2 separate regions of the Homo sapiens genome follow, and region 1 is linked to region 2. A link is an interaction called in ENCODE POLR2A ChIA-PET data of the cell type or tissue named here. Cell type or tissue: PC-9. All regions are shown on one strand.

The links. Peaks named below come from ENCODE experiments on the same cell type or tissue, not always from the same donor. Only the 100,000 strongest peaks of a DNase experiment are listed, where the experiment ranks them.
Region 1: POLR2A ChIA-PET joins it to region 2 with 19 read pairs; 1 of 35 experiments calls an interaction of 5 or more read pairs at or near these places.

What each region holds. Positions count from the first base shown.
Region 1 is chr11:74,146,061-74,148,560 of GRCh38, reverse strand. The region is part of intron 3 of C2CD3 (C2 domain containing 3 centriole elongation regulator); the gene reads left to right. Among named protein-coding and RNA genes, the nearest start is that of C2CD3, 24 kb to the left of the region's middle. In PC-9, no CTCF peak of the experiment used is centred here; a DNase peak (open chromatin) is centred at 1,100; H3K27ac peaks cover 1,036 bases.
Region 2 is chr11:75,420,854-75,423,353 of GRCh38, reverse strand. KLHL35 (kelch like family member 35) reads left to right here. Exons shown (of 7, transcript NM_001039548.3): 7 at 586-960. The coding sequence ends at 774. It also overlaps a transcript of RPS3 not described here. Among named protein-coding and RNA genes, the nearest start is that of KLHL35, 11 kb to the left of the region's middle. In PC-9, no CTCF peak of the experiment used is centred here; a DNase peak (open chromatin) is centred at 963; H3K27ac peaks cover 1,306 bases.

The DNA of each region.
Region 1 (2,500 bases), 1.3 Mb after region 2:
TCAACTGCCAAAAATATATTCAGACTTTTGAAAAGTATCAAAAGTATCAAACTTATGCTATTATATAAGCATGTAACATAATATATACACATATATAAATATACACACATATATCTTATATACACACATATAAGGTATATGTGTGTATATATACATATATAAGATATTTATGTATATATACACATAAACATACGATTATTTTAAGTTTGAAATTGGGAAACAGGAATACTTAACTATAGCTTTTTTCTTTTGAAATCATTCATTTGATCTGGCTAGAAATGTGATACATTTACTTCTATGCTAAGTTAGTACCAAGTATTAAATATATGATGGGCATTACATCATTCATTTTTAAACCCTTTAATTATAAGATTTAGTTTTTATTCAGTTTCATAACAGATCTTAACCATTCACAAACATGAGTATTTCCAAACAAAGGTAGAATCTTGGCAAAATAGTTTTGATAGTTAGACATTTGTAAAATTTGTAAAATTTAAGACATTTGTAAAATTTGTAAAATTTAAGACATTTGTAAAATTTAAGATTTCAACATCACAGTTAATCCTAAATATTGTACTGTACTTTATTAACCTCCATATGTTACACTTCCAGTATAAATTGAGAAAGGTAAGTTGAATAGTGTTAGTTTTCATAAAGCTTGAAACCAAAAAAAATCTTTTTGGGTTATCAGTCTTTAGCTCTACAATTTTAGGAATGTATTTCATGCCATCAGTTTCATTTCTGGAAATCCTGTTTCAGCATGGAAAAATACAAAAAAGTAGGACAGATAGTTCCTTGCCAATAAAACTTTCCAGAGATACAGTCATCAAGTAATGAGTAAATTGAATGAAATATGGTTCCTTGTTAATGCCCTTGCAGATAAGCCATCAGATTTTTTACATAGGCAGTAATGTCAGTTAAAATGGCCCTGTATTTGACCAGTCTGTGCTAGTGATCTGAGGCTGGGATTTGTCCTTGGACAACATAAACCAGGAGACTTCTTTAAACTCAAGCTCAAAAACATTTTTTAGCACCATAACTCATACTAAGTCACCTAATATCCATGTACTAATGATAGGCTACATACTGCTTATCCAGTTTTTCAGGGGTGTTGTCGTTGTTGTGGTCGTTGCTGTTGTTATTTAAGACGGGGTCTTGCTCTGTTGCCCAAGCTGGAATGCAGTGGTTAGATCATGACTCACTGCAGCCTTGACCTCCTGGGCTCAAGTGATCCTCCCACGACAGCCTTCCTAGTAGCTGGGACTAACAGGTGCACACCACGACACCTGGCTAATTTTTGTATTTTTTTGTAGAGACAAGGCCTTGAGATGTTGCCCAAGCTGGTCTTGAACTCTGGGCTTAAGCAATCCTCCTGTCTCTGCCTCTCAAAATGCTGGAATTATTTGTGTGAACCACTGTGCCTGGCCTGCTTTCCAGTTAGCAAGCAAAATATTGACCAAGGGAATTTTTTTTATTTCATTTTATTTTATTTTATTTTATTTTATTTTTTGAGACAGAGTCTTACTCTGTCATCCAGGCTGGAGCGCAGTGGCACGATCTCGGCTCACTGCAACCTCCGCCCCAGGTTCAAGCAATTCTCCTGCCTCAGCCTCCCAAGTAGCTGGGATTACAGGCGTCTGTCACCACGCCCATCTAATTTTTGTATTTTTAGCAGAGGCAGAGTTTCACCATGTTGGCCAGGCTGGTCTCGAGCTCCTGACCTCAAGTGATCTGCCCACCTCGGCCTCCCAAAGTGCTGGGATTACAGACGTGAGCCACCGCGCCTGGCAGGAATTTAATTCATATGTTAATTGTGTGTGTGTGTGTGTGTGTGTGTGTGTGTGTGTGTGGTTTGACTTTTAGCCTTGTAGACAAAGTAAATAAGACAGTAAATAGCTTTATGGTTATCTGTCTTTGCAAAGTGTTGCCACCTTGGATTTAGATCTTGAAACAAGTTTATTGTCAACAAAGACCATTTCAGGATCATCATCCTTTGTCATCAGTCTTTAATAAAGTTTTCAAAACTTTTTTCAGTTCAGAGAGCTGTATTTCCTTGGATATGTTTGTCATGAGCATCACATCCAAAAATTTTTCCCTTACATAAAAGTTCTCATTGATACTTTAAATGGATACAACTCTTGGAAAGTTATTTTTAATCTGTGTTCTCATCAACTACAAAGAAGAATGCCACAAATTATTTAACATTTTCACTCAATTCACCTTTTAAGTTTGTAGCCATACCACTAACATGCTGAATAACTAATTTTGGTTAGATGTGTACATGCAAATCATGCTATTACACCCAAATTCTGCTGCATTCACTAAACATTCTTTTATAAATTTTACCATTGATAAGAGACTTTGACACCCTAAAGCTTTTAATCTTAATATGTAACTGCATTTCACAGGTATACCACTCATTATTTACTTAAAAAAATAACAGTTTAAATGTGTACTTTCTGTTTATTCAGTTTTCATTATTTGTCTGTTCTACAGGCCC
Region 2 (2,500 bases):
GGGGAAGGGAGTTGCTAAGGTCTGCTCTAGTGATATCAGAGCAGGGAGGCCCAAGTCCTGGAAGCTCTGGCCCCTGCAATTCCCTGCCTCCCCTACCTTCTTCTCCATCCCCTGAAACTCCAGAGACTACACAGATATGGTTGGACTGGAGGTCTCTGCCAGTTCTGACCTTTGGTGACCTTAGAGGTGAGATTTCTGGCTTGAGTCTGAGATTCTAAGATGGCGGCAGTCGAGATTATTGTTATTGGTGTGCTTACCACATTCCAGGCTCTATGTAAAATGCTTTATATGCTTAACTTCCATTAACTGTTAAGGGAACCCTGTGAAGAAGGCACTTTAGTTCTTCTCCCTTTGCCGATGAGGAAACTGAGGTCCAGAGAGGTTAAGTGACTTGCCTAACGCCATTCACTGAATAAGGGTCAAGCTAGAGCTGGAACTCAGGTCCATCCAGTTTCCTGCCTCTCTACAGTCCAGATTGCCTGTTCACAGTCTGTGGGTCAAGGTTCTATTATCTGGCCTGGCCAGGCAGGGACAGAGGAAGCCCCAGGCTGGACCTGATAGTTGTCTTTCTGTTTGTCCACCCAGGAAAGCTGTGGAGTCACTGTGTGTGACGGGAAGGTCCACATCCTTGGCGGGCGGGATGATCGCGGAGAAAGCACCGATAAGGTCTTCACCTTTGACCCCAGCAGTGGGCAGGTGGAGGTCCAGCCATCCCTGCAGCGCTGCACCAGCTCCCACGGCTGTGTCACCATCATCCAGAGCTTGGGCAGGTGATTCAGATTTGGACAGCCTGAGCCAGGAGGCGGAGAGGCAGGCGGAGCTCAGATGCACACTCTGCTCCCTCATGGCACCTCCACGCAAACAGCCCTTAACTTAATGGTCCCTTTTCTTGTATAAATAAAATCTTGTTGGGTCTGTGTTCCAGCTGCAGTCTGCCCTGCCTGGAGATGGAATGTCTAATATTTGCTCCCTGTGTTTACTCTTGATGAAGCACTTTTATACCATTGCAGTCTGTCTGGGCTACTATCACAAAACACCTTAGACTGGGTGATTTATAGACAACAGAAATTTATTTCTCACAGTTCTGAAGGCTGGAAAGTGCCAGATCAGGTGGCCAGCAGATCTGGTGTTTGATGAGGGCTCTCTGCTTCCTAAATAATGTTTTCTTGCTGAGTCTTCACATGGGAGAGGGAGGCCAGGCAACTCCCTCCAACCTCTCCTATAAGGCTCTAATCTCATTCATGAGGGTTCCACCCTCATTCCCTAAGCAATTTAATGCCTTCCCAAAGGCCCCACCTCTTACTACGATCGCTTTGGGTATTGGGTTCTGACACATACATTACCTCATTTACTTTCAAAATAGTAGTGTGGGCATTTTTAAAAACTATAAAATATTTCATGCATAAAAAACACACACTATATATATTAACAGTTAAAGAATAAAATGTCTGCTTCCCACCACTTAGAAAGAGATGGTTACAAACACCTCTGCAGGCTCGCGTCTGTTCCCAAACACATCCTTTCCCACACTCATCCCAGACAAAGTTACTGTCCTTAAATTTGAGATTATCAGGACTCACTGCTAGGAGCTGGAGACAAGCAGCGGGCTCCCCACTCATGGAAGAGGCTGAAACAAAACAAAAACAGTTATGGATCCCTGAACAACTACGGAGTGGAGGCTCACAGCAAACTGCAGGCCCAGGGTGGGGGCACCGTAGCCATGGGCCTCTGAGAAGCCAGTCACCCTGGCTCTGCACCTGAATCTGTCAGGTGTCCAACGTCAATGGGGGCACAAGCCCCTGATGTCATTATAAGCCTGGGGCTCTAGGGGCAGCAACAAACTGCTGGGTAGGGAGGGGTGAGCTCAGAGAGGGAGAGAAAGGGAACAAAAGACACCATAGACAGATTCTGCGAGGCTCTGTGCATATCGCTGTGAGGCCTGGAGGAGCTGGCCAGGCCCCAGCTGCAGGCTCCCCCTCATTTGTACTCAGATTGCCTTTGGAAGAAGAGCGATCATCTGCTCCTTGCATCTCCCTTCAGCACAGAGCCAGCCCCACATCCCACCCCATCTTCCAAAGCCCCAGGGCCCTGTCTACAGGGTCTCTCCAGCTGGGGCCGGCCCATCATGGCAGGAGTAAAGGCCCGGGTCCCAGCTGAGCTCCGACCCGCCGATTATCCCAGATTAGGGAGCCTGTGACCATCTGGACACAGCTGATAATGGCAGTGGAGGAGGGGAGTGGGGACAGTTAGCCTGCCTGCGCCCACCCTATGGGGAACGCTCAGGACAAAGCAAAGAAGGCATCATATCACTGGCCTACCCAGGGAAAAGGCAGGGGCAGATCCAGGGCACGCTCCTCCCAAACAAGTGGGCATCTTAGTTGGCTGGACCCTTCCCACATGCCAGGCAGGGCGCCCCATTTACCCCATGCTGACTGTTCGTGCCTCCAGTGCGCTTTCGTGCACGTGCCCTCTCCTTTGTCTGCCCAGGCCCACCTTATAA